Regions from separate parts of the Homo sapiens genome. Here regions 1 and 2 are each linked to region 3. Evidence: chromatin loops called from intact Hi-C (ENCODE). Cell type or tissue: endothelial cell of umbilical vein. All regions are shown on one strand. Links, peaks and the distances in the headings refer to the core of each region. The heading gives the core; the rest is flanking DNA.

What was found. Peaks named below come from ENCODE experiments on the same cell type or tissue, not always from the same donor. Only the 100,000 strongest peaks of a DNase experiment are listed, where the experiment ranks them.
Region 1: it touches region 3 in a loop (13-fold over the local background); 2 of 110 quality-filtered maps call a loop at or near these places.
Region 2: a loop joins it to region 3, with 4 times the contacts of the local background. A loop is called at or near these places in 2 of 110 quality-filtered maps.

Annotation. Positions count from the first base shown.
Region 1 is chr1:229,656,013-229,665,727 of GRCh38, reverse strand. It overlaps URB2 (URB2 ribosome biogenesis homolog), which reads right to left. Exons shown (of 10, transcript NM_014777.4): 10 at 5,528-6,628. The coding sequence ends at 6,431. Among named protein-coding and RNA genes, the nearest start is that of URB2, 35 kb to the right of the region's middle. In endothelial cell of umbilical vein, for the core only: a CTCF peak has its summit at 4,286; a DNase peak (open chromatin) is centred at 4,277.
Region 2 is chr1:229,429,034-229,438,748 of GRCh38, reverse strand. ACTA1 (actin alpha 1, skeletal muscle) reads left to right here and starts at 4,655. Exons shown (of 7, transcript NM_001100.4): 1 at 4,655-4,745; 2 at 5,622-5,762; 3 at 5,869-6,193; 4 at 6,318-6,479; 5 at 6,564-6,755; 6 at 6,847-7,028; 7 at 7,107-7,504. The coding sequence starts at 5,634. The coding sequence ends at 7,250. RefSeq lists silencers at 436-515, 981-1,181, 4,653-4,947, 7,693-7,987 and enhancers at 6,412-7,033, 7,034-7,653. In endothelial cell of umbilical vein, for the core only: no CTCF peak of the experiment used is centred there; no DNase peak of the experiment used is centred there; H3K27me3 peaks cover 3,489 bases.
Region 3 is chr1:229,253,808-229,263,522 of GRCh38, reverse strand. RAB4A-AS1 (RAB4A antisense RNA 1) reads left to right here. Exons shown (of 2, transcript NR_149313.1): 2 at 4,403-6,631. LOC102723935 (a long non-coding RNA gene) reads left to right here and starts at 6,825. Exons shown (of 3, transcript XR_426935.4): 1 at 6,825-7,236. LOC124904540 (a long non-coding RNA gene) reads right to left here. Exons shown (of 2, transcript XR_007066924.1): 2 at 5,243-5,444. RefSeq lists an enhancer at 8,877-9,715. In endothelial cell of umbilical vein, for the core only: a CTCF peak has its summit at 5,311 (motif pointing left); a DNase peak (open chromatin) is centred at 5,302.

The DNA of each region.
Region 1 (9,715 bases), core at 2,648-6,647, 400 kb before region 3:
AAGCAAAACACCTAGTAAATTGGAGAGCAACACATACTGAGGAAAAAGTAATGAAGCAGGGAAAAAGGGGACAGGATGGTCAAGGCAGGTGGGTGGGATTTTAGATGGAGTTTCCAAAAGTCATCATAAGGCCAGGCGTGGTGGCTCATGCCTGTAATCCCAGCACTTTGGGAGTCCAAGGATGGTGGATCACCTGAGGTCAGGAGTTCAAGACCAGCCTGGCCACCATGGTGAAACCCCGTCTCTACCAAAAAAATATAAAAATTAGCCAAGCATGGTGGCACGCACCTATAGTTCCAGCTACTCAGGAGGCTGAGGTGGGAGAATCGCTTGAACCTGGGAGGCAGAGGCTGCAGTGAGCCAAGATCATGCCACTGTAACCCATCCTGGGCAACAGAGCAAGACCCTGTCTCAAAAAAAAAAAAAAAAAGAAATTTGTTTTTTGAAAGGAGACTCTTTGGAGGTTTGAAGGAAGATGGAGGGACAACCACTAGGACTATTTAGAAACAATCTCTAGGATGAGTGACCACAGGCAGTAAGAGAAAAGAGGGAAGATGCTAGTGAGAGCTGGGACTGAAGGAGAGTGAGGAATTGGTTATGTCTTCCAGATTTTCAACTCAATTCAATGAGCAGAAATTGGCAAGTTTGAAAAGGACTTGCCCAGAGGCAATGGTGACATCAGGGAGTGGAAGGTCAGGAAAGTTAGAAGGTCTAGAGAGAATTGTCAAGGATTAATCCTTGAGGACACCAGTATTTTAGGGGAAGGGAGAGAAAAAGGTAACCAAGAGCATCAGAGATAGTCGAGGCCCTAGAGGATGCAGAGAGCCAGCGGGGGGTCCGACCAGCCAAGGGTGTCCAGCGATGGTCAAGGACCTACCACACATTCGTGAAGCCAGGTGTCTTTCAGAGGGCAGTTTTGATGGGAAGGATGACCAAGGAGCAAAGGTAGACTCCTTATAATTGTTGGGTAGTCAAGAGAAAAGGCTGATGGAAATGTGAGAGGATAACAGGATCGAGACTGAAGATAAATTAAGAGTATTCTGTGTGTGTCTATAAACAGCAGGGAAAGTGATAGCAGAGACTCGAGAGACAGAGGGCTATGGTTAGATGGGAAGAGATTGTGTGCCTGATTTAATCTGTTATAAAGCTCAAAGAGGGCTTAGAGAAAATACCAGTGCAGGCTGCATGCCAAGTCAGAGAATACCAGACACTGAATGGCACCGGCACCCACATCTGTCCCCACAAGAACAGCCATTCTGAGTCTTTGAAATGGCCATAGTTGGGAAACAGTTGGCCATGCCCTCTAGCATGACATTAAGGTACAGGAAGACGCAGGGCCGTGCACTGATTTGTGTTTCTGTGGGTGCTTCTTTATCACCACCTTGGCAGCCGGCCAGGCGTTACTGCTGGGATTTCCCGTGGCCTCATTTTTCTGAGTGTGTTTCTCGCCCCAGGCCCCAGCACACTTTCACCTCCGTTGAGCCTGGTCTACTGAGTCACATCCCCTCAATCCTCCTTTGTAATGAAAAACCACTCCCACTACTACTAGTTGTGTTCTTTCTGGAGCATTTCACAAACCTCTTCCTTCCTCTCATCCAAATATTTATGTTCTACGATCAACCAGAACTTCACATTAAAACCATTGTAACAATCCAGTCTCCACAAGCTCCTAACATCCCAAAGCTATGCTGCCTCATGGATGTTTCTCCCTCTGATGAAAAAAGAGATCTTCCTCCCAATAGGTGACCCCAGCAGAAGAGAGAGAACAGGATTTTGTAGAGAATCAATCCCCATGACTCCATTCCTTTCTCCCTCAACAGAGCTGGCTCTGGAGTTAAGGGTAGGGCAGGACAATCAGGGAACTCCAAAGACGAGGAAGGAGGTGACAGACCTAGGGATGCCAGTGAGGCACAGTGGTCATGGTGGCAACGGGGAACAAGCTGGGTAGAGGGACAACAGGGCAGGCCAAAGAAAGGACATTACAAACAGGCTCATTGGGCCAGGCACGGTGGCTTACACCTGTAATCCCAGCACTTTGGAGGCCAAGGCAAGAGGATCACCTGAGCCCAGGAGTTCAATTCCAGCCAGGGCAAGAGCGAAATCCCATCTCTACTTAAAAAAGATTAGCGAGGCGTGGTGGCATGCACCTGTAGTCCTAGCTACTTGGGAGGCTGACATGGGAGGAGCACTTCAGCCCAGGAGTTGGAGGCTGCAGTGAGCTAGGATCACACCACTGTACTCCAGCCTCTTAAAAAAAAGGAGCAAGGGAAGCCAAGAAGAGTCCAACAAGGAGGCTCAAGTGTGAGTTCTCACATCAGCGATGGCAGATGGGCAGGGGTGGCAGTCCTGGGAATGTGGGGTCAGGACATTTCAGAAGGGTCCCCAGTGTGGACATGAGGCTACAAAAAATATCAGCAGGAAACAAGAGGGAAGACTGGGAAAGAAGAGAGGTCACCAGCAAGCAGGAGTGATTGAGAGAGGTGGCCCAGACACACCAGGGAGGGAGGGCAGAGAAGTCAGTGAGTGGGGATGGCAGAATGGTGTTGGAAGGACGTGGGGACAAGAAAGCACAGGGCAACAGAAGTAACATCCATTAGAGAGACACGAGAGACATACAGGCTGAGGGGGAAAGGGTGAATATCACCTCTCCCTCCAGCCACTGAACTTGTCTGCTGGAAGAGATGGAAAAGGTAAACGACAAAGTAAAATTTAAAAAAAAAGGAGAGTGTTCAGAAGTTGCACAAGGGAATGAGGAATCAAAAACGACACTGCTGCTGCCTCTACAGCGGCTTTTATGAGACATAAAGCAGAAACGTATGAGCTTATTAGACAAAAGAATTCAGGCTATAGCCTGGCATGCCGGCAATAAATCAAAGTTACCTCTATGAGTTATGAGAAACCAGGGCCAGGTGCGGGGGCTAACACCTGTAATCCCAGCACTTTGGGAGGCCAAGGAAGGGAGGACTGCTTGAGGCCAGGAGTCCCAGACCAGCCTGGGCAACATAGTGAGACTATCTCTACTAAAAACTTAAAAATTAGCTGGTTGTGGTGGTGTGCACCTGTAGTCCCAACTACTTGGGAAGCTGAGACAAGAGGATCGCTTGAGCCCAGGAGTTGGAGGGTGCAGTGAGCTAGGATTGCACCACTGCACTCCAGCCTAGGCAATAGAGCGAGACCCTGTCTCCAAAGAAAAATGAAAAAGAGAAACCGAAAAAAAAAAAAACTCCCCCAAATCCCTTCAAGTAGACACCCCCTCTTTGCTGTCTTTTTTTCTGGAGACTTCACATCACTCCTTAACATTGGGCAGTTTCCACAGCTACTGTAGGAGGCTGAGTCCGGGAAGCTGCAGAAGACAGGCTGTGAAGGAGACCCACCCACTGTGGTCCACAAGCAGGGCAAGGTCGAGAACGGGGCTGTGTGTTGTCTGTGCCATTGGGGGCCCCCTGATGTACTACTGTCCAGGACCGCCCAAGGCAACATCCCAGGCAAAGTCACCCCGCTGAGCCTTCTCTCACCCAACTCCCCTTACGCCCACCCCTCCCTTCAGGTGTCCGCCCTCAGCCAAAACCAGGCTGCCACATGGATTCAGTGCAGGCATTAAGGATCAGCACCCCAGGCCCTTCCAGGGGCGCCTCTCACCACCCAGGCAGGTCTCAGTTCAAATATCACCTCTTTCTCCAGCCACTGAACTTGTCTGCTTTGCTGCCAACCCCGCGATCACCCCCTGGCCTATTTGTTTCCTGGCTCATTGTCAATGTCCTCTACTAGAAAGCTCCCTGAGGACCAGGGCCATGTCTCCGTGCCTGGTACAGACAGGTGATTCATGCACATCTGTCAGGTGATGGGGGTCTGGAGCCACAGCAAGTCCAGTGGGGACAGTCTCTCTGAAGCCCAGCATTTTGCCGTTCCCCAAGCTGAGTCCCCAACTCTGCCATGTGGAGAGCTGGCTGGGCCAACTCTCTTTGCTTGTGAGGTCTATTCTAACAGGATAAAAATGAACAACAGAGCCTCCATATTTGCCAGCCAGAAACATGTTTCTTCTACCCTATGAATCAGCAAAATGGAGTTAAAACAAATTCTTTGCTGAGGAGCGTTTAGAGTTCAAATAGAAATGACTGTGAGGAACCTGTGACTGCTTCCCCAGAAATGGGAACACAGCAGAGAGCCCTTCAGAGCTGTGCAGGGAGGAGGTGGAGTCCCAGCCTTCTCTTCGTCCTTCCCTTCCTTCAAGGCTGACTACCTGGCAGCCGCTGCCAACTCCCTTCGAAAGGCCCTGCAGTGCCACCACCAGGACGCCTGATGAACTGCTCCACGTTCGTCAGCTCACCCAGCATTCCCAAGGCAGGGGGAAAGGATGGTCCCCTCACCTCTGGCCTTCAGAACTTTCAGCACAGGAAAAACTAGCCATGGCTCCATGAAGGCCTTGGAGACAGTTAGCTTCCGGTCTGGGCACTTGAACCAGAGGCAAACCTAAGACCGTGTTTTAGCTCCCGCTTGTTTACAGCTCGTGTCCTTGAAAGGTCGCCCGCTCACACCAACACCCATCTCCAATTGTGAACAAGAAATGGCGCCACCAGACTCTCTTCGAGGCTCCTGCAGGGAGTTTACTACAGAAACAAAATTCTGTCAACACAAAGCATTAAGCGAAAGGATGCCAGACCAGCCGAAGACATTTCTGGTGGCCAGAGCTTCGAAAGGCCCTCTGCACACACAGTCTAGATGAGGAAGGGAAGGGAACAGATGACATGTGCAGTGCGTAAGGCAGGACTGTCCCCCAGCCCCCACAAGATAGCACAGGAAATAAAATCAAATGTGGGGCGTAAAACAAGGGCCATTTCTCTTAGGTATCAAAGACATTCATTTTATATTGTCTGCTCCAATCACATCTGCTTGAAAATACAGTGTTAAAAAAAAAAAGCCTTTGCTTAAGGATGATCCTTCAAATAACTTCAAAAGTCTGCATTTTGAACTAATTAAAAAGGGAATTCCAACATGATTCCCCCAAAGACAGTGAATAAGAAAAATGGTAAATATCCCAATTGAGAAATGTGCTATTACAGAAGAAAGATAATTATATAAACATAATTTACATAAGAAATAAAAATGGTAAATGTGAAAAATGTATAATCTCTTAGTAATTAAAGAAATTCAAAACAGAATAACATCTCTCTCCTATCAAGGAAGCATAAAGAAACAAAAATCAATAATATTAAAGTTGACTCACTAGTAGGAAAATAAATTAGTAATATTCTAGGGGGCAATTTGGCAATATTTATATAAATCCTTTAAAAATGATGTGGTTTTCTGACAAATAATACAACTCATGAGAATTCATCTTCTGAAAATAATTCAGCTGCAAGCACCATCTATAAAAGGGAATTTGGACAGATACCTATGTCTAACCATGGTGTACTTATTAAATAAAACAACAATATCTACTCAATGGACTACTATGCAGCCAAAAAAAATATATGTCGAATGTTTTCACTGACCCAGAGTTACTTAAAATATTACACAGGAAAAAAGGTAACTTTAAAAAAATGCATTTATGATCCAATTTAGCTACTATATATATTTATATGCACATCTATATACATACACATAGTAAAGGGACTACAACAAGATACTCCAAGGTGACAACCGAGGTTATCTGGGTAACTGAGACTATGAATGAGTTTTTTAAATTATCCTTTTATTTTTCTTTTCTGAGGTTGCTATAATAAAAATATATTGCTTAGGTAATAAGAAAAAACAATTAGGATTATTTCTTAAACTGCATAGGAAAAAAAAATTCCTAAATGAACTTCACAGAGCTAACACAGGAGGAGCAGGCAGGAGCCCTGGCACCTGTGCTAAACGTCACCGACCTGCCTGAGGTGCCCACTATCGCCACCCAGAGCAGACACCTCAGGCCACAGACTCTAACTTTCCCTGACTTCTTCAGAAAGCATACTTAGAGGGAAGGCAGAAAATGTGACATTTCAAGAATACTTCCCATGTTACTTGAAGAATTTGAAAGGCAAGTATATTTAAACAGGGCTGAATTATACGCCCATGTACCCAAAGTAAAAAGCCAAGTTTTATGTAGTTTCCAGTGCAGACGAGGGAACACCAAACCACTGAGCCAAGACGAGAACCAAACACAGAAAGGTCCCAAGAGTCAGCAATTTTTCTATTGAATTAATCTCATCCCAGGGTCAATTTTCAGGATTCTATTGCAATACTTACTGCATAAAACTATGTATTAAAAAATAGTAAGAAAAACACGATGTAAAATACATCAAAATATACTACATAAACCCCAAAGGATTTTCTATGTATACCAATACTACGAATTAGAACATCTTAAGTCTTTCATTCTCCAGCTCTTTCAGACCATGCAGCCAAAGCCTCTGGACAGTGTCACTGGCGGCACTTCTGTCCCATAGCCTTAGGCCGTATATCTTTTCTCTCCTTCATGTTTGGCCTTGTGGTACTTGAGATAGTCATTATAGAGCTCCTTAAAGATGTCTCTCATTCCCGGCTGCAGCGAGGCCCGCAGGAACTGGACGTCAGGCTCGATGCAGAGGTCCAGGATGAGGTAAATGCCCTCCTGCAGCAGACTTTTCACAGCTGGATATAAGGTCACCTGAGGAAAAAGGCAAACCTCTGTGAGAACAATTGGGGGCAGAGATCAAGCCGCACCACCTGCCAACAATGCCTTGGGAAGCACTAACAAGTAATTTCAAACTGACCTCCAAATTGAGAAAAAAATCGACATTCACTTTTAAAATATAATTTTATTACTAAGTCAAACCTTTAAATACTCATATTTTTAAAGTTTGTATTTTGGGGAAATAGAAGCTAACTCAAGCAAACACAAACCTGGAATAAAACTCCATGAAAGCAAAAGGCTGGCTTTGCTGTTCAGTAAATGATGCTTACATGTTTACCAGGGGCATTTTAAAAAACTGGAGTCTTTAAATTTAAAAACCTTATAAGAAGATAAGCTGCCTGCCCATTGTGTCAAATTCTTCTACACCGTCAATCACCTTGGAAGCTATGCCAACCCTGTGGGACAATGACAACTACGTTCACCATAACACTATGACCCCCATCTCACCCCAGAGCAAGGCAGCAGGCAGGCTCTGAAACTACCAAAACAGACCACTGATAAGCCTACACTAGTAATTAGATCACATCATATCACCCAAGAGCAGAAGTGATTTCATGATTGCCATTTAATAGATTCCTTTTTTATTTATGTCAAGAACAGCACAATATGCACTTAATTCCTAACAGCCCTGGAATGGTTGAACTGGTCCTCATCCCTAAAGATGCACTTCTCCCCTGAAGTTCAGGGTTACCTAAAATCTGGAGCACAGGAGTGTGGGTGGCAGCCAGCTCCAACCTGGCTGTATCTGATGCTCCACCCAAACTTCCAGAGAAGAGACTCAGACTAATATCAAACCAACCTAAAAGGCTGGGGGAACAGGTTCTCTTCACACTTACCACATCCATTCAGGTTTCAACTAAATGTGGGCTGAACAGAGTTTGAAACCCTAGTAACTGAAACTAAAAAGCAGTAGTAATGAACAGTTCTGGGAACAGATGGTGGTGATGGCTGCACAATATAAGAATGTATATACTACTACTGAAGTGCACACATAAAACAGTTAAGCTGGTAAAATTCACCTTATACTAGATGTATTTTGCCATTACTTTTAAGAAGTAGAAAAAAACCAAAGCAGTGGTAGAGCATCAGCAGACAGGCCTGGAATTTGGCTGATCATTTATTGCTACCCTGATAACCTGAAAGGGTTAATGTGTCTCTGCAAACACAGTTTCTAATGAGGACATATTTTATTAACCAGAAGAACTGATTCACGAAGGCAACCACTGGGAAGTACATTCCTAAAGAGGCAATTTGTTTCTGTCTCTCAGACGATGCTACTCTTCAAAGTTATGATCCTTTTCATGTAATAGTTCAGAAATTTCTGACAAGTGATCATCTTAAATTTTACCATTTTATAGATGATAGCAACACTCAAGGACCGAAGGTAGAATGGCGTGTCTGTGAATTTTACAGCAAGGTAATTGGGAGGGAAAGAAAAAAACAAAACAAAACGAAAAACAGACAAAAACACAAAGTCCTTGATCATACTGGCAGGGTGAGGGCTTTGTAAGTGGACTACTTATTCATACTTGTTCATTCATTTAATTATCACTTACTAAATAAATAATTCCACTTCCAAAGGCAAAAAATGAGGTTCAGTGACCTCCCCAAAGTCACACAGCTAATAACTGGCAGCGCTAAGACTTGAACCTAGGCAGTCTGAGCCCAGAGCCCATGCTCTGAACTACTTACACAGTTTCTCAGTAGTGAAAATGCAGCTAGACAGCCTCTTGCAAAGAGCTCTGGGGGTAGTAAGAAGGCCAGTAGGTTTTAGACAACACAACCACTTTAAATCTTTAGGTTTCAGATAACTTATTTATAAAACAAGAAAAGAGTCAATTTCTACAACACTAAGATCACTGGCCAACAAATGAAAACATCACTAAGTAGCTTTTAAAACCTTAGATAAGATGAGCAGCACAAACTACTTATTCTAAGCTATCACCATACAGATGGTTCCTGACTTAAGACGGTTCAACTTAACACTTTTCAACTTGACATTTTTTGAATTAACAACAGATTTATCCAGATATAACTGCATCATTAAGTCAAGGAGCATCTGGACTTAACAATGGTTCAACTTACGATTTTTTCACTTTTACGATGGGTTTATCAAGTACTGAATGCATTTCAACTAATGATATTTTGAATATACTATGGCTTTATTGGGACACAGCCCCCTCCTAAGTCCAGGAGCATCTGTAGAGGGACATTGTAAATTTGCTCTACAGGTAAAAAAGGAGATGAAAGTAACCATAATTTCCCTGCATGTTTCCATGGGGACTCATTACTGCTTGGAGGAAAGAAGACAAGCGGGCCTCTGGAGCTGCCCCTTCTCCTGACTGACACATCTCACCAGGTCGTCTTCCCTGACTACTGACAGGTCCCACCAGCAATACTCAACTCTGCAGAAGTACAAGGAAAATGCAAAGGAGATCTATTTAGCATTAGATCTGGTATTTAATTAAACTTAAACACGCTGGTCTAGAAAGATTTATGGCTCTCTCAGTAGAAGCTGCTAATGCATATGGAATATTTTCTTCATTGCTGAATTTAAAAACAAAATGAAAGATAGAACATGGACTGTGGTGCCAGTGGATTCTGGGAGGCTATGGCCCTAGCTAATTCCCAAAGCCTTTGGCTTTCAAGATTAAAAATAAAATATAACTAATGAGCATAAATTAGACATGAATAATGAGGCCAGGAAGCCAGAGGCTTTTCATAAAGTAAATTTCAGAATAATAATTAGTGACTGAAGGGTTCAAATTACTGCTTCTCTTCTTGGCTCTTAGTGAAGTGATATTACTATGTCTCATTTTATTATTCAGTAAGACAGAAAATAACGCCAGCTTTTCTTTCATCAAAAGCTTACATGTTAACGACTGGTGTGCTTGGGAAATACTAAGATTCCATAAAAAGGCCAAATAACTGCAATGAAACCAAACTACAAGCCCACATCTTGGTCAAAGGACAACGTGAAGGGGTGTTCTCAAGATCCACAACACTTACCAGGTGTGGGCTCCACACCCGGTAAGGTGTGTGCACTCACATGGCCAGGCT
Region 2 (9,715 bases), core at 3,814-7,813, 180 kb before region 3:
AGAACTCCTGACCTCAGGTGATCTGCCTGCCTCGGCCTCCCAAAGTGCTGGGATTATAGGCGTGAGCCACCACACTTGGCCGACTATCTTTTAAATGTACTGTGGCCTTTGGAAGCCATAAACCATTGTACTATCTGAATTTTTTTCACTCTCTAAGAACCAAGTTTTCCCCCTTTGAGAATGCCCATCTTAATTATTATTTAGAATACAATGTTTTAAATGCGTGATACTTTACCATATGGCAGAACCATAATTAATGTAACAGCCCTTATTCTCTTGCTGTAGCTCTCTCTCAAAAGACACATTTTTTTGACCATTTTAAATAATGCTAGAATAAATCTTTGTACAAAAATCTTTATGCCCTCCAAATACGGTGAACATGACATTGACTCTCCTTGCTCAGTTGCAGTGACATTGATGTGTGTATACTGAGCAGGCCAATGACTTTAATGTTCTTTTCTCACCTTTTCTGCCACTGCACTGTGTGCACCTGCCCCAAGCCCTTAGTCATTGGAAGCAAGACATGGCACCATGTGCTGAATGTTTCATATGTCTTAGGTACTCACCTAGTTTGTTGTTTTGTTTTTGGTTTTGGTTTTGGTTTTTTGAGACGGAGTCTTGCTCTGTTCCTAGGCTGGAGTGCAGTAGCGCAATCTCAGCTCACTGCAGCCTGTCTCTTGGGTTCAAGAGATTCTCCTGCCTCAGCCTCCCTAGTAGCTGGGATTACAGGCACCCGCCACCATGCCCAGCTAATTTTTTTGTATTTTTAGTAGAGACCAGGTTTCACCATGTTGGCCAGGCTGGTGTTGAACTCCTGACCTCAAGTGATCTGTCCACCTGGGCCTCCCAAAGTGCTGGGATTACAGACGTGAGCCACCGCACTCAGCTCTCACCTGGTTTTAATCCTCAGATCAGTCTTAAGGAGTATTGTGAGTTGAGAATGCTTTCTGGAAAGTCACTTGTCCAAGATCACATAGCCAGTCAGAGGGGAAGGTAAATGCAGCTCTGCTTGATTCCAGAATGCAAGCTCCTAACCAGTTCATGATATTCTGGGTATAAAGAATGTTGAAGAGAGGGCACTGCTCCAATGAATCATCAGGTTCTTAGAGGTGGCCATGAGTGCAAAAACCACCAGCTTCAGGAGGAGGAAAAAGTAGAAAATCCAAGCCCAAGCCCTTTCTTTGGGCTGCCAGGAGTTGACTCAACTTTTTTTTTTTTTTTTTTTTTGAGATGGAGTCTCTCTCTGTTGCCCAGGCCTGGCGTGCAGTGGTGGGATCTCGGCTCACTGCAACCTCTGCCTCCCAGGTTCAAGTGATTCTCCTGTCTCAGCCTCCCGAGTAGCTGGGATTATAGGTGTGCACCACCACGCCTGGCTAATTTTTGTGTTTTTAGTAGAGACGGGGTTTCACCATGTTGGCCAGGCTGGTCTTGAACTCCTGACCTCAAGTGATCCACCAGCCTCGGCTTCCCAAAGTGCTGGGATTACAGGCATGGGCCACCGCGCCTGGCCGACCCGACGTTTTTAAGTAGCTTGTGAGAATGAGTTGGTCTTTGTCTACCCTGTTCCTGGAATATCTCTAACTTGGAGTGCCCAGCCAGCCCCTCAAAGCTGAGTTTCTGGGGAAGCTACGGCTTTTCATGTCAGGATGTCTTTGGCTCATTACTGGGAAAGATCCCTCAAGGGCCTGTTCTGTTTCGAACTGTACCCAGTGTTGGTGAGGATTAGAGAGAAGCAGCAGTCCTTGCCCTCCCTGGCCACTGGCAGTAGAAGGAAGGACAGCCCAAGCCCGTCTCCTCCACTGGCTGCTGTGGAACCTGGGGTGTGTTTTAGCTCATTAAGCCTCAGTTTTCTTTAAAAAAGAAAAAAAACTGGAATGAGTAATACCTATCTTATTTACCTTAGGATAGTTAAACGGTTAATTGAAACACGAAAGCATATTATAAAGTGTTTTACCAATTCCTGTTTAAATTGATAGGAAACACAGTAGGAAGACTGGAACTGAGCAAGATTGGGGTACGGGTGTGTGGAGTGTTGAGGGGCACAATTGGAGAGAAGGGAAGTGTGAACACACCGGGGTAGTGGTAGCAGAAGGGCCCGGTCAGGGTATGAAGAGCTGAGGCTGCACCTGAAAACTTAGAAGCAGGAACTCCCTGTCAAGCATACCCTACATGGCTGACCTTTACTTAGTGACAGTTCTCAAAAGGCGGAGCAGGGCGCCGCTGCGCTCCCCCAAAACATACATGTATGGAGACGTGGCTCTGCCACCCACCATTCAGTCTATTCTCTAAGCCAATGAGAATGCAACAAGACCAGAATGGGACTGAGGGTGGCCTGTGGTGACCTGTCAGGGACTATTTAAACCAGCCGCAAATCATGTGGGCAGGGAACAGATGCCTGGCTGGCCACCTCAGGGGCCATCTCCCACAGTTTGCTGTACTAGCAGGTCTCTGTTCGCTTGTGAGTGTTTTTAATCATGGTCAGCTTTTAGTGTGGGTTTGAATGTAACAGACTGAGCTTAGAAAAGCTTTCTGTAAGGAAAGGTAAGAGTTGAACTGAGCAAGAGTTTTGAAAAATAGTGACAATCCCATTCTCCTTTGGAATGCGCACAAATATTGAGGTATCCAGTGAACGGCAGCAAATTTCCTACCTTCAAGGCCCAAATGTAAGCTAGTCCCCTTACGTTACATGCAGCTCATTTGCTAAGTGGTTTTTTTCTAGTATCTCCACTACTCGCTGACACAGGAGGACACAGGATGTTAAAAAGGAAATACAGTTCTGTCAATTATTCACTTACTCTCCAAAATACTTGGAAGAACTAAATATGGAACCATAGGAGACTTTATCCTCACCGCATAGTCCCTATACTAGTCAAACTCCTTATTTTTTAATTGATCATTTTTAGGAAGGTAGCATTTTATTCACTAGAACATTTTTGTTAATACTTGTTTATTTTTGGGATGAACTGCCATGATGTGGGCTACAGAGGAGGGTCGCATATGCTTCCATCCCCCTTTTAGAGAATCCACACCTGTCCCAGTTGCTGGGTTCCACTACCAAAAGTGAATTGCAACTATTTTAGGAGCACTTAAGCACATCCGAAAAATGAGTGATTCTGTTCTGGCCCACACCACATCACTGATGTACCCCCTTAAAGCATGTCCCTGAGTTCATCACAGAAGACTGCTCCTCCTGTGCCCTCCACAAGGTTAGAACTGTCCTTGTCTTAGGGAAAAAGGAGAGAGAGAGAGAGAGAGAGAGAGAGAGAGAGAGAGAGAGAGAGAGAGAGGGACAGGCACCAACTGGGTAACCTCTGCTGACCCCCACTCTACTTTACCATAAGTAGCTCCAAATCCTTCTAGAAAATCTGAAAGGCATAGCCCCATATATCAGTGATATAAATAGAACCTGCAGCAGGCTCTGGTAAATGATGACTACAAGGTGGACTGGGAGGCAGCCCGGCCTTGGCAGGCATCATCCTCTAAATATAAAGATGAGTTTGTTCAGCCTTTGCAGAAGGAAAAACTGCCACCCATCCTAGAGTGCCGCGTCCTTGTCCCCCCACCCCCTCCAATTTATTGGGAGGAAGGACCAGCTAAGCCTCATCTAGGAAGAGCCCCTCACCCATCTCCACCTCCACTCCAGGTCTAGCCAGTCCTGGGTTGTGACCCTTGTCTTTCAGCCCCAGGAGAGGGACACACATAGTGCCACCAAAGAGGCTGGGGGAGGGCCTCAGCCCACCAAAACCTGGGGCCAGTGCGTCCTACAGGAGGGGAACCCTCACCCCTTCAATCCCTTTAGGAGACCCAAGGGCGCTGCGCGTCCCTGAGGCGGACAGCTCCGTGTGCTCAGGCTTTGCGCCTGACAGGCCTATCCCCGGGAGCCCCCGCGCCTCCTCCCCGGCGCTCCGCCCTCGCCTCCCCCCGCCAGTTGTCTATCCTGCGACAGCTGCGCGCCCTCCGGCCGCCGGTGGCCCTCTGTGCGGTGGGGGAAGGGGTCGACGTGGCTCAGCTTTTTGGATTCAGGGAGCTCGGGGGTGGGAAGAGAGAAATGGAGTTCCAGGGGCGTAAAGGAGAGGGAGTTCGCCTTCCTTCCCTTCCTGAGACTCAGGAGTGACTGCTTCTCCAATCCTCCCAAGCCCACCACTCCACACGACTCCCTCTTCCCGGTAGTCGCAAGTGGGAGTTTGGGGATCTGAGCAAAGAACCCGAAGAGGAGTTGAAATATTGGAAGTCAGCAGTCAGGCACCTTCCCGAGCGCCCAGGGCGCTCAGAGTGGACATGGTTGGGGAGGCCTTTGGGACAGGTGCGGTTCCCGGAGCGCAGGCGCACACATGCACCCACCGGCGAACGCGGTGACCCTCGCCCCACCCCATCCCCTCCGGCGGGCAACTGGGTCGGGTCAGGAGGGGCAAACCCGCTAGGGAGACACTCCATATACGGCCCGGCCCGCGTTACCTGGGACCGGGCCAACCCGCTCCTTCTTTGGTCAACGCAGGGGACCCGGGCGGGGGCCCAGGCCGCGAACCGGCCGAGGGAGGGGGCTCTAGTGCCCAACACCCAAATATGGCTCGAGAAGGGCAGCGACATTCCTGCGGGGTGGCGCGGAGGGAATGCCCGCGGGCTATATAAAACCTGAGCAGAGGGACAAGCGGCCACCGCAGCGGACAGCGCCAAGTGAAGCCTCGCTTCCCCTCCGCGGCGACCAGGGCCCGAGCCGAGAGTAGCAGTTGTAGCTACCCGCCCAGGTAGGGCAGGAGTTGGGAGGGGACAGGGGGACAGGGCACTACCGAGGGGAACCTGAAGGACTCCGGGGCAGAACCCAGTCGGTTCACCTGGTCAGCCCCAGGCCTGCGCCCTGAGCGCTGTGCCTCGTCTCCGGAGCCACACGCGCTTTAAAAAGGAGGCAAGACAGTCAGCCTCTGGAAATTAGACTTCTCCAAATTTTTCTCTAGCCCCTTTGGGCTCCTTTACCTGGCATGTAGGATGTGCCTAGGGAGATAAACGGTTTTGCTTTAGTTGTCGCCAAGGCAGTTCCCTTCCAAACTAGCGCTAGAGCGAATGAGCGAGCAGCCAGGACCACCCATTCTGGGTTTCCAACAGGCGAAAAGGCCCTTTCTGAGTTTGAAATGTCACAGGGTTCCTAACAGGCCACTCTTCCCTGGATGGGGTGCCAACGCCTTTCCCATGGGCATCTCCTTCCACCCTCACGCTGGCCCAGCAAGCAGGCAGTGCTGAGGCCTTATCTCCCTAGGTGACAGATGTGGTCAGGGAGGCGCAGAGAGGATGGGCACTAGCGTCCAGCTCCTGGAACAGGTGTCAGGCAGGGAGGGCAGACAGGTCTTGGGGAACATGTTCCCCTGGCTATGTGGACAGAGGACTTCTCAGTGGGGTCTCGCGACCCTGTGCCCCTTTTCCTGGTTCAGGGCAGCCCTTAGCCGGGGCAAAGGTCGAGAAGAGAACCCCTGGTCGCCGCCCTGGCAGAATTTGAGTGGCTCCGGCAGGAGATGTCCCTAGGTTCCTGGGGAGGGAGGACGTCGGGGCCAGCCAGGCTTACCCCCCCCTGCCGCTGAGACTTCTGCGCTGATGCACCGCGCCTCTTCGCGGTCTCCCTGTCCTTGCAGAAACTAGACACAATGTGCGACGAAGACGAGACCACCGCCCTCGTGTGCGACAATGGCTCCGGCCTGGTGAAAGCCGGCTTCGCCGGGGATGACGCCCCTAGGGCCGTGTTCCCGTCCATCGTGGGCCGCCCCCGACACCAGGTCAGGCTGCCCCTCCGCAGAGGGAGCCGGCTCGGGGTCCCCGCGTAAGCCAGCCTGGTGCCACCCGGAGCGGCGTTAACGGGTGCGTGGTGTCTCGGCTCTGCAGGGCGTCATGGTCGGTATGGGTCAGAAAGATTCCTACGTGGGCGACGAGGCTCAGAGCAAGAGAGGTATCCTGACCCTGAAGTACCCTATCGAGCACGGCATCATCACCAACTGGGATGACATGGAGAAGATCTGGCACCACACCTTCTACAACGAGCTTCGCGTGGCTCCCGAGGAGCACCCCACCCTGCTCACCGAGGCCCCCCTCAATCCCAAGGCCAACCGCGAGAAGATGACCCAGATCATGTTTGAGACCTTCAACGTGCCCGCCATGTACGTGGCCATCCAGGCCGTGCTGTCCCTCTACGCCTCCGGCAGGACCACCGGTGAGTGCCCGCTGCCCCCAGTCCCCTCTCCCGCCCCCGCCCCCGCCCCCGCCCCCGCCGCTAGCGCTGAGAGCCTAGCCTCGGCCTCGCCCCCAGCCACTCACTCTCTCCCGCGCGCGCACAGGCATCGTGCTGGACTCCGGCGACGGCGTCACCCACAACGTGCCCATTTATGAGGGCTACGCGCTGCCGCACGCCATCATGCGCCTGGACCTGGCGGGCCGCGATCTCACCGACTACCTGATGAAGATCCTCACTGAGCGTGGCTACTCCTTCGTGACCACAGGTGCGCGGCGCCCCTGCACCCCGGGCGGGAGGGCCGGCGGCGGCCCCTGAGTGAGGGCTCCTCTCCTGCTTCTGCCCTCCGCAGCTGAGCGCGAGATCGTGCGCGACATCAAGGAGAAGCTGTGCTACGTGGCCCTGGACTTCGAGAACGAGATGGCGACGGCCGCCTCCTCCTCCTCCCTGGAAAAGAGCTACGAGCTGCCAGACGGGCAGGTCATCACCATCGGCAACGAGCGCTTCCGCTGCCCGGAGACGCTCTTCCAGCCCTCCTTCATCGGTGAGCCCCGCTCGCCCTCGCCCCGGCCCCCAGGCCCCGCCGGCCCCCGGCGCCCCGAGCTTCTGCTCACGCTCCCCGCCGCGGTCCCCAGGTATGGAGTCGGCGGGCATTCACGAGACCACCTACAACAGCATCATGAAGTGTGACATCGACATCAGGAAGGACCTGTATGCCAACAACGTCATGTCGGGGGGCACCACGATGTACCCTGGGATCGCTGACCGCATGCAGAAAGAGATCACCGCGCTGGCACCCAGCACCATGAAGATCAAGGTGGGTGGTGGCCTGCGCGGGCTGTCGGCGGGGTGGGCTCCAGGGTGAGGTCTCCCCACCTCACGCGCTGTCTTGCAGATCATCGCCCCGCCGGAGCGCAAATACTCGGTGTGGATCGGCGGCTCCATCCTGGCCTCGCTGTCCACCTTCCAGCAGATGTGGATCACCAAGCAGGAGTACGACGAGGCCGGCCCTTCCATCGTCCACCGCAAATGCTTCTAGACACACTCCACCTCCAGCACGCGACTTCTCAGGACGACGAATCTTCTCAATGGGGGGGCGGCTGAGCTCCAGCCACCCCGCAGTCACTTTCTTTGTAACAACTTCCGTTGCTGCCATCGTAAACTGACACAGTGTTTATAACGTGTACATACATTAACTTATTACCTCATTTTGTTATTTTTCGAAACAAAGCCCTGTGGAAGAAAATGGAAAACTTGAAGAAGCATTAAAGTCATTCTGTTAAGCTGCGTAAAGTGGTCGTGTTTATTTGCTTGGGGCGGGAGTGGAGCAGGAAGAGGGATTCCCATCCCCCACATCCTCTTAAGTCACTTTTCACGATACCCCAAATGAATGGGCTCCTTGGAAGACAAAACTTACATCTTCCCATGCTCCCCTGCCGGTTTCTGCAGTGGATCAGATCCATTCCAGATCACTGGCAGCTAGTGGTGGCCTGACTTGACCCTCTGGGGTGTGGCGAGGCAGCTTTCTTCCTCTGCGCAGCGCTCCCGAGTGTTGCCAGCACTGCCGGGGCGGCCTCCGCTGGTGGCCCTGGGTCCCCTCAGGCAGCGGGCGCTGACCATGGTGCTGGGGCTGGAGAGCTGTTTCTCAGAGGGCGTCTCAGCTCCGCCTATGGTGTTCCCCTACTGAATCTCCAGATCTGAGAGGGGGTTGTGTTCTGCATGTAACAAGTCATTTTGTTTTTGTTTTTGTTTTTGTTTTTTAATAGAGACAGGGTCTCGCCCTGTCGCCCACGGTGGAGAGCAGTGGTGTGATCAGAGCCCAACTGTATCCTCTAATTGAGCTCAAGGGGTCCTCCCACCTCAGCCTCCCCAGTTGCTAATATTTTCGCATGTGCCACCGCGTCCAGCCAGTTTTTTATTTTTATTGTAGAGACAGGGTCTCAGGGTCTTGTTATGCTGCCCAGGCTGGTCTCGAACTCCTGGCCACAAGCAATGCTTCTGCCTCAGCCCCTCAAAGTTCTGGGATTACAGGTCTGTGCCACTATGTCCAGGCTTAATAAATGAGTTTTAATTTGCAAGTGAAGACCGTCACTGCCTCTCTCCAATGGGGAAGTCCTTTGCTTCACACCAGGTGCTGCTGGTAGAAAGAAACACCCCCTCGTGCAGGACCTGGGAAGGAGGCAAGGGAGGGCCAAGTGAGAGCTCCAGAAAGAAGGGCAGCAAAGAAGCGTCGGAGGGGTGGGAAGCTGAGGCTCACGCTGGAAGACGGGGAGGTAAGCAAGGGGAGGAGGAACACCCTCACCCCCAAAACAAGTTTTAAAGGCATCAAATTTATCAACAGTTTGAACTTCTGTGGGAGAGTGCAATACCTATTCCTTAAAGGGAGCTTAATGTTTCCTAGTCAAGTTTCTCAAGAGCAGTGGCCCCTAAATATAATGGATTCAGACTCAAAGTAATAAACTCGTTTGTAAATAAGTTTATAGCTGCAATTGACAAAATAGCTATGTTACATGCCACGTAGTCATATGTTTAATCCCTCATCTTCTGGCTTATTGAAAAACTTCAGAAATCTTTGAGGCCTCAAAAGGCATGGTACTGTCAAATCCAGATATCAAGAGAGTTGACAATATTGCTAAAATTTAAGATTTTAATAAAAGAAGTATATAATACCATGTTCATTGAAAACCTTGTATTGTCCCACTCAGGGTGGATGAAGGTTAAAAATGGGCTAAATACTAGTCTTTCAGAGGTATACAGCTTTTGTTGATAATACTAACCACATATATACATATCTGATATAATAATACTCTAACATATTGGTAATATTGAATATGCAAAGGCATATCTGAGCAAACATAACCTACACACACATAGCTTAAATAATTCATTCGTGGCCAGATGCAGTGGCTCACACCTGTAATCTCAGCACTTTGGGAGGCCGAGGTGGGCGGATCACTTGAGGCCAGGAGTTCGAGACCAGCCTGTCCAGCGTGGTGAAACCCTGCCTCTACTAAAAATACAAAAATTAGCTAGTCATGGTGGTGTGCACCTGTAGTCCCAGCTACTCGGAACGCGGAAGTGGGAGAATCACTTGAGCCCCAAGAGGCAGAGCTTGCAGTGAGCCAAGATTATGCCACTGCAATCCAGCCTGGGTGCAGTGAGACCCTGTTTCAAAAATAAATAAATAAATTCATTCATGTAGCCAGCAGCCTGGTAAAATATCACTATTACATGTGTTAGCTGACTGTCATGCTAACGATTTTTGAACCAGAACCCTAAATCAATTGGGATTTAAGTAAGATATGTAAGGTCTATTTCTCCTATGATCATAATCTGTAAATGACTCATAATAGTTTAGAACTGACAGAAGTTTTCAATACACTGTGATAGTGTTTTGTCAAGTGCCAATTTTTAAAACCCATCATTGACATTACTGTTTTACCAAAAATAAGTGCAAAAATTATAAATTACATGTTTTCACTGGAAATGCACGAAATCTAAAAA
Region 3 (9,715 bases), core at 3,635-7,634:
CTCCCCCAACCCCTCATTCTCTTGACTCTGATCCTACAGGCCTTCTTGCTGGTTCTTATACACATCAAGCAGCCTTTGGCCTCAGGGCCTTTGCATGTGCTTTTTTCCTCTTCCTGGAATGCTCTTGTCCCAGATGTCTACATGGCCCTCACAGCCCACATGTGTTCTGCTCACAGGGCACCTCATGAGGAGGGCTTTTCTTTTCTTATATGAAATAGCAACCCCTCTCCATTTCATCCCCCCAGCACTTCATTTGCCCCCTATTTTGTTCTATGCCCCACTCCATAGCATTTAACATCACTTAAAATACATATCCTTTATTAGTTTATTGTGTGCTCCCTCTCTAGATTATAAGTTCTATAAGGGCAGGAAATGCTTTGGCCTTGTTCCCTGCTCCATCCCCATGCCTAAAATAGTATTTGGCACATAGTAAACCCTCAATCACTCGGAAGATGTTGAATGAGTGAATGAATGGAACAAAACTCAGCAGCTCTCTATGGATTTAATGTAATGAACTTAATTGTAAATATGTTGATTTATGGGAAATTTAAAAGTGGGGGTCTCTGGCCGGGCTCTGTGCTCAGACCTATAATCCCAGCACTTTGGGAGGCCGAGGCAGGCGGATCACTTGAGGTCAGGAATTTGAGACCAGCCTGGTCAACATAGTAAAACCCTGTCTCTATTAAAACTACAAAAATTAGCTGGATGTGGTGGTGCATGCCTGCAATCCCAGCTATTTGGGAGGCTGAGGCAGGAGAATCTTTTGACCCCGGAGGTAGAGGCTGCAGTGAGCCAAGACCACACCACTGTACTCCAGCCTGGGTGACAGAGAGAGATTCCATCTCAAAAAAAAAAAAAAAATAGTGGATCTCTTATATGCTACCAAGTGATTGTGGGAAGGCTATAATAAAACTAAAGTATCGTCTAATACTAGTATAATTTATTGAGTACTTGATAAACACTAGGTATAGTGCTAAGTGCTTTACATGTATTAGAAAACCTAATTCTTACAACAGGTTTATAAGGGAGGTATTATCCCATTTTACAGATGAAGAAACAAAGGCCCAAATGGATTACATATTTTGTCCAGTTTCCACAGCTAGTATGTATCAATGTTGGAATTGCTATCTCAAACCAAACCAAACTGACACCTCTCCTTTTAAAAATGCAATATAAAAAGCCCAAAACACAGAGCTATGATTTCAAAAGGCATTGAATTATTTAATGCCTAAGGAAAACAGCGCTCTGTTGAGCCAGGCCCTGTTCTGGGTGCTTTATGTCACTTCCCTTGATCCTTACACCACCTGACAAGGTTGCTCTTCTTATCTTTATATTATAGTCAAGGGTGACATCCAAACCAGGGCTCTTTATTGCACTGTGATGCCAAATAAGTATGGAGACACAGATGAGAAAGGGTTTGTGGTAGAAAACATTCCCAGAGCACTTCTATAAATTCAGCATAAGCTCAGGTTAGCTTTAAGATAGAAAATAGTCCTGAAGTTATCATCCAGTTCTCTAATATGAAACTCAAATCTTTGAGTCTGTCATCCTCCAAAGCACAGAGATTTTGTTTATCTAACAGGAATATGCTGCAAATAACAGTCTACAACATTAAGCCAAGGCTAGAGTTGTGGATAGAGTTCTTGAGTTCAGTGATACGATAATTTCCTACCTTCATCTTCTCATTTGAAAGTTACCAGCAAATCTTCCATCAGTTCTAATGTGATGCATCTCTGCTTATTTCTGCATTTAACAGCATTGATACCCAGGGATTATTCATTCGAGTCATTTAAATTCTTGTTTTGTATTCAGAAAAAGAGGATTTTCTGGTTCCTCTTTTCTTTTTAATTATATTTATGTGTTTCCTCCATATTCTGATAAAAGTACCATAGAATTATCTTTTATTTACTTATTTATTTTCGATACTGTGTTTCAAATTAAATGGCCTGTTTTCAGCCTGGTTTCTTATTTAAAAGATAGTTTTCACAAGAACTGCTTAAAAAAAAATTCTCCGTGGCTCACGCCTGTAATCCCAGCACTTTGAGAGGCCGAGGCAGGCAGATCACGAGGTCAGGAGTTCGAGACCAGCCTGGCTAACATAGTGAAACCCCGTCTCTACTAAAACTACAAAAATTAGCTGGGCATGGTGGCAGATGCCTATGATCCCAGCTACTTGGGAGGCTGAGGCAGGGGAATTGCTTGAACCCAGGAGGCAGAGGTTGCGATGAGCCAAGATTGCGCCACTGCACTCCAGCCTGAGGAACAGAGTGAGACACCGTCTCAAAAATAAAATAAAATAAAATAAAATAATCCCTGAACACCACCAACTGAAATTTTCTTTTATGGTTAATTTTAACATTTTAATCAGCTTTACTGGGGTATAATTTTACATACAACAAAATTCACCAATTTTAAGTGTACAATGAGTTTTGACAAATGTACACGGTCATGCGACAACTTCAACCTCGTCCCAGTATGGAACTTTTCTGTCACCCCCAAGAGTTCCTTTATGCCTTTTTCCAGCCCTTTGTGGACTCATTTTGAGACGTTTTGGTAACGGATTATTGGCTTTCACATGGGAAGATGTAACCTACTCCAGGAAACTAAGGTGGGGGTTTCCCCACTGCACAGACCACCCACCATACGCTCCACCTCTAGACCTCTCAGCAGCCTGTCTTTCTTGCCCTTTCAAACATCTTCATTTGTGTTCCACCAGACAGTAGCCAATACCATTTCCATCTATCAGCTTGGTGAAATGTGCCCTTTAATGGAAGACTAATGAGGCCTAATAGAAAAAGCTTCCTGGCTTTATTGATGTTCCCTGTGACTTTACAGGAGAGAGAGAGATTTAGGTCAGAGTCATTAGACTTTCTCTTCCTTTCCCTGAAATTGTGTGGACTAGCAGCCAGGTCAGCAGGCATGCAATCAAACTCTGGTGTCGCACCATGTCACCTTCCTGGATTAGATGACTGGGGCCGCTGTAACAAAGTACCACAGACCAAGTGGCTTGGACAACAGAAATTTATTGTCTCACAGTTCTGGAGGCCGGAAGTCCAAGGTCAAGGTGTCAGCAGGGTTGCTACCCTCTGAATGCTGAGGGAAATTCTGTTCCAGGCCTGTCTCCTGGCTTCTGGTGCCTTACTGGCCATTTTTGGTGTTCCCAGCAAGTGTTGCTCCTATCTCTGCTTTCATTTTTTGTTTTAATTATTTCTCTTTTTTGAAATGGAGTCTTGCTCTGTTACCCAAGCTGGAGTGCAGTGGCACGATCTCAGCTCACTGTGATCTCCGTCTCCCGGGTTTAAGTGATTCTCCCGCCTCAGCCTCCTGAGTAGCTGGGATTACAGGAGCGTACCACCATGCCAGGCTAATTTTTGTATTTTTAGTAGATGTGGGGTTTCACCATGTTGGCCAGGCTGGTCTCGAACTCCTGATCTCAGGTGATCCACCACCCCCCCTCCCCACCCAACTCGGCCTCCCAAAGTGCTGGGATTACAGGCATGAGTGCTGCGCCCGGCCGACCCCAGGTATTTCTAATGCAGGTGGTCCCACATTTGGAGAAATCCTGCTGGGGGTTGAGGAATGGTTTTGTTCCTAAAGGCACTGCCACTTGTGGAAAATGGAACAGAGAACAGCAGAGATTGAATACAGCATTAAATGCAGTGAGTGAGAAAATCCTTATGTCTGAGCAGTGAGGACATGTTGCTCGGAGATATTTCTCAGTTAGAAATATCTATGGGTTAGAAACATACTATGGGCTAAATGAGAGCTGGTAGAAAAAGGGTGGTTGTCAACTTCCCCTGTTCTTTCCCGAGTCTCACTCTCCCTCCTGCATTCTCTCTCCTTTCTTTCTTTCTTTTCTTTTTTTTTTTTTTTTGCGATGGAGTCTTGCTCTGTTGCCCAGGCTGGAGTGCAGTGGTGCGATCTCGGCTCACTGCAACCTCTGTCTCCTGGCTTCAAGCAATTCTCCTACCTCAGCCTCCCGAGTAGCTGGGATTACAGGCACCCACCACCACGCCCAGCTAATTTTTGCATTTTTAGTAGAGACAGGGTTTCACCACGTTGGCCAGGCTGGTCTCGAACTCCTGACCTCAGGCGATCCTCCCATCTCAGCCTCCCAAAGTGCTGGGATTACAGGCGTGAGCCACTGCACCCGGCCCTCTCCCTCCTTTCTTAGGGAGGAGCTCGACTCAGAACTTTTCCTCGATCCTCTCTGTTGAGATGGTTGATTTCCTCCTTAAAACATTATCTGTTCAGTTTCTTTTAAAAATTTACTCCCCCTGCCCCCATTCTGTAGGAATTGTTGGGTATTGGCTGGGCAAGGAGTTTGGAGCTCTCTGAGCTGATAATGTAAAATCTTTGAGGGGAGAGACTTGAGCTTTCTTTTTTTTTTTTTCTCCTGTAGCATCTGTCCCAGTGTCAGGCACATTTTAGGTGCCCAACAAACATCTGTGGAATGAATGAATGAGTGCTGGCACCACCTATAAGCACACAGTAAGGATAACCATGGAGAGAATATGCCGAGCCTTTTAATCAGCCCAGAAGAGCGCCTTCTGTGTTAAGGCGAAATGCCAGAATCCCAAGGAACAGATTCACCACCCAGGGGCGGGACTCAGGGACTGCTGATACTGAGGCTGCCCTGTGGGTTTTCCTTCCAGATCCCTTCTTGATTTGCCCAAAAGAATTTCACGTTTTGTTTCAGTTAAGGAGAGGCCTTTCCTTACTGCTGACTTTAAGGAAACTGGAAATTGTGCTTGTGGGGGAAGTGGCTTTGGAACTTGGGGCCTCTTTGGGACCTGGTAGGCAATGGGGTTTGGGGGCAAGTTTGTGGGACATGTGTCTGAACAGGAAGGAAGGGAGGAGCAGTGGGGCCAGCCAGGAAGCAGTGCCGAATGCAGATTTCTCTTCTTGTGCAGCTTTGCTTAGAGTTGAACATTACTTCCCAGAGATAGATTGACCCCAATCCTGCAGAGATTGGCTATCCTGCTCTTCAACTTATTTTTAGATATATGGTCTCACTTGAATCTCACATCCAATGAGGAGTTCCTGACCCCTCAATTTAGCTCCACCTGGCATTCCAGAGCAATTCAAGGACCTGGTAGGGCTACTAGCAATCCACTGCTACATATAGGGGAACAATGAGTTTTAAAGCTGCTCAGAAATCTGTGATTCGAGTATCAGGAAATCCTTGACTCTTTATCAAATGTGAAGTTGCTGATTTAAGAAATAAAGTTAAGAAACAATATTCATTAACAGAATGGAATTTAATGCAACCGCTGGTGTTTTGGGGTTATTTTCTGGTCACATAGTGCCCCCTGGTGGGTTCACTGACATACTCTTCTGGAATGCTCCTTTCCCAGGCTGTGCTTTGTGACAAGGCCAGCACCAGCAGGGTGATTCCAAGAATTTGCAGTTTAGGCACAGTCCAACGATGCTCTAAAGATTGTCTGTTAAGGGAAAATATGAGTTATGAAAATGCTGTGGGTTGTACTGTATCCCCCACCAAAAGATACGTTAAAGTCCTAAGCCCCAATACCTGTGAATGCAGACTTATTTGGAAAAAGGGTCTTTGCAGATGTAACTATGAAACTAAGGTGAGGTCATTAGGGCAAGCCCTTAATCCAGTATGACTGTGTTCTTATAAGAGGAGGAGAGGCTGGGTGCAGTGGCTCACACCTGTAATCCCAGCGATTTGGGAGGCTGAGGCGGGAGGATCGCTTGAGCCCAGGATTTGCTGGGCAACATATCGAGACCCCATCTCTACTAAAAATTTAAAAATTAGCCAGACATGGTGGCACGCAGCTGTAGTCTCACCTACTTGGAAGGCTAGTGGGAGGATGGCTTGAGCCCAGGAGTCCGAGGCTGCAGTGAGCTATGATCATATCAATGCACTCCAGTCTGGGCAACAAGGGAGACCCTGACTCAAAAAAACAAAACAAAAACAAAACAAAACAAAACAAAAAAAGAGGAGGAGAGAGACACACAAGGAGAGAATGCCATGTGACAATGGAGACAGACACTGGACTGATGCACCTGCAGACCGAGGAATGCGCAAGGATTGCCAGCAGCCCCCAGAAGCCAGGAGCGGGACATGGAATAGAGTCTCTCTCAACCCCTCAGAAAGTTCTAATCCTGCTGATGCCTTGATTTTGGACTTCAGCGTCCAGAACTGTGAGATGAGATATGTTTGTTGCTTAAGCCTCCCGGTTTATGCTGCTTTGTGATGGCAGCCCAAGCAGACGAATACAGAAAGAAATGGGGATTTGAGTTGGAAGAACTGCTTTGAGTCCCAGCTACCACTTAGTACCTGAATGACCTTGGGCAAAGAAGTTCAATTTTTCTGAGCCTCAGTTTTATAAACTGCAAAATGGAGAAATACAAAAGTAACTGTTCTCCTGCCTCAGGATCCCTGTGAGGATGAAGTGTGACTATGTGTATAAAAATATTTTGTTTATTGTACAGCACTGTGTACTGCAATCTTATTACACAAAGAAAGGAAGGTGGGAGGTAGTAGAGCGGAGTGATTACAAGCTAGGCTCTGGCTGGGCACAGTGGCTCATGCCTGTAATCTCAGCACTTTGGGAGGCTGAGGTGGGTGGATCACCTGAGGTCAGGAGTTTGACCTGGCCAACATGGTGAAATCCCATCTCTACTAGAAATACAAAAAAAAAAAAAAAAATTAGCCAGGTGTGGTGGTGGGTGCCTGTAATCCTAGCTTCTTGGGTGGCTGAAGCAGAAGAATCACTTGAACCTGGGAGGCAGAGATTGCAGTGAGCCAAGATCGCGCCATTGCACTCCAGCCTGGGCAACAGAGCGAGACTCCATCTCAAAAAAAAAAAAAAAAAAGCTAGACTCTGAAGTCAGTTTGCCAGGGTCTGTGAGTGGAAATGTTACAAAGAAGCTTCTCATGAAAACTTGACTCTCAAATGAGCCAAAGGCAGTGATGCCCAGAAATGGAGTTGTGGTAACACTTAAAGGAATGTATCAGTTGTCTATTGCTCTATAATGAACCCCAAAACTTAGTAGCTTCAAATGATTAGCTTATTCTTTCACACGGTCTCCGTGGATCAGGAGTCAAGGGCAACTTAATTGGGTGCTTCTCACTTGGAGTCTCTTGTGAGACTACAGTCACCTGAGGTTTAGACTGGGGCTGGAGGACCCACTTCCCAGATGGCTCACCCACCTGGCTGTCGGCAGGAGGCTGCAGTTCCTCTCCATGTGGTCGTCTTCACAGGTCTGGTGAGTATTTTTACAATATGGCATCTCCTCATTCTTTCCACCTCCCCTTCCTGCCCACCTCACCATGCCCAATGTATTTTTTCTCTTGTCAGTGATTCTCAACCTGTATGGAGTCACAGGCTCACTGTGGCCTAATGAAAACTAGGGACTCTTCCTGAGTAAAGTACACATATGCATTTACACAGAATATTCTAGATAGAATTTCAAGGGGCTCCAAGGTTAAGTACCAATTGGATCCACAGAGAGCTCTGTCAAACGTGAATCAAATTGTGTAATTCCCTGTTTGAATCCTTCTGTGACCCCCACTGTCCATAGGATAAAAAACTTCTTTAGCACACCATGATCTGACTCCAACTTACTTTTAATAACAATAACCTTATCATCACATGGAATGTCTTCTACATGGCAGACACTTTTCACACTTTCTTCCTAATTCTTAGAAGAACTCTGCAAGGAGTGGATTTTATGATTCCATTTTAGAGATAAGGAGAAGCTCAGAGCTGAAATCTGGCCGATTCAGCACCTGCCTCATCTCCCCCACACCCCCAAGTGAATGGTTGAGTTTAGGGGAGCCCGGATTCTTCTGACTCTGAAGCTGGCATCCCTCCAGGCCTGGCCACCCCGCTTTCTGCCCCTTCTTGTCTACTGCCAGGCACGCTCCTTTCTGTTGCTTCAGAACCACTCATCATTTCCAGACATGCTGTGGGTTTTGTGTAGGAAGCTTTTTCTACCTTAAAGGTCCTTTCTTCCCATCTTGTCCTCCTCCTCCAACCTTCTCTAATCATTGTGCTCTGATATCCTATTCCTTCTTCAAGACTCAGGGTGTCATTTCTTCCATGATCTTTTCCTGAACTATGACTTTCCAGTGCTCCTTCACATATTCCACGGCAACCACCAGGCTGTGTCATAATTTCTCATGTACTCACCTATATACTTACTACCCCTAGACTGTTTCTTGAAGGCAAATATCAGTCATGCCTTTCTAACCTTTTTATAAATCTAGCTTTTCATAGGATAGGTGTTCACTGTATATTTGTTGAGTGAGTGAATGAATGAATGAATGGCATTTTCTGTAAGAATTCCCCCTAGCATGTAAATTATCCAGCTTTTGAATAAATGTAGCTAGGATCTAGGGCTTCTTGAGGCTTCAGTCTTTTTAGGATATCTCTCATGAGCCTAGGGGTGGCAGTGTGATGCCACACCTGAAAATACTCTGCCATTTTCAAAGCTTTAACATTTTGGCACCCAAGGGGAGAAGCCACAGAGTTGATCTGTGCCTAGCTTTTGTAGTTAACCTGTCTCATTTGAACAGGCAGGGAAATTGACACTCTGAGAATGAAAGTATTTCTACCCAAGGTCTTGTCATTTAATGTTGTGCTGAATAGGGACCAGGAGCTGGATGTCCTGAGCTGCGTGTTGAGATCTTCTCCCTACAGACAATGTTGAAGACTTGTAAAGGTTCTACCTCTTTGAAATTTTTTTTTTTTTTTAAGATGGAGTCTCACTCTGTTGCCCAGGCTGGAGTGCAGTGGCACTATCTTGGCTCACTGCAACTTCCACCTCCTGGGTTCAAGCCATTCTCCTGCCTCAGTTTCCCCGAATAGCTGGGATTACAGGCATATGCCACCACGCCTGGCTAATTTTTGTATTTTTAGTAGAGACAGGGTTTCACCATGTTGGCTAGGCTGGTCTTGAACTAACGACCTCAGGTGATCCGCCCATCTCGGCCTCCCAAAGTGCTGGGATTACAAGTGTGAGCCACCACGCCTGGCCTACCTTCGAAATCTTAAAGGGCAAAGCTGACTTCAAACAGACTTCAAGCAGTTGTTTTGGTATGGCTCCATTTTAATAAGAAAAAATATAAATATGTAGATGGATACATCGACAAAGTGGTAAAAGAATATGCATCAAGTAATAACTGTTATCTCTGGGATTAGATTAAACTTATTTATTTATTTATGTATTTATTTATGTATTTATTTTGAGATGGCATCTTGCTCTGTCACCCAAGCTAGAGTGCAGTGGCACATTCTTGGCTCACTGCAATCTCCGCCTTTGGGGTTCAAGAGATTCTCTTGCCTCAGCCTTCCAAGTAGCTGGGACGACAGGCGTGTGCCACCACGCCTGGTTAATTTTTGTATGTTTAGTAGAGAGGGGGTTTCACCGTGTTGGCCAGGCTGGTCTCGAACTCCTGGCCCCAAGTGCCTGCCTGGGCCTCCCAAAGTGCTGGGATTATAGGCGTGAGCCACTGCACCCAGCCTCTGGGATTTTAAATTATTTTTATTTACTTTTTAATGTATGTTTTAAAATCTTTCTATAAGGTATATAAATTACATATTCGATTTTTAAAGCTTCTAGTTGTTAAAAGAAAAATGCCCTGTGCATAAGATAAGCTATCACTGTAATTTAATTTTCTGACTTTTCTTTCTGAACACAGATAAAATCATGCCTATTTTGCACTTAACACAGGAAGTGGTTT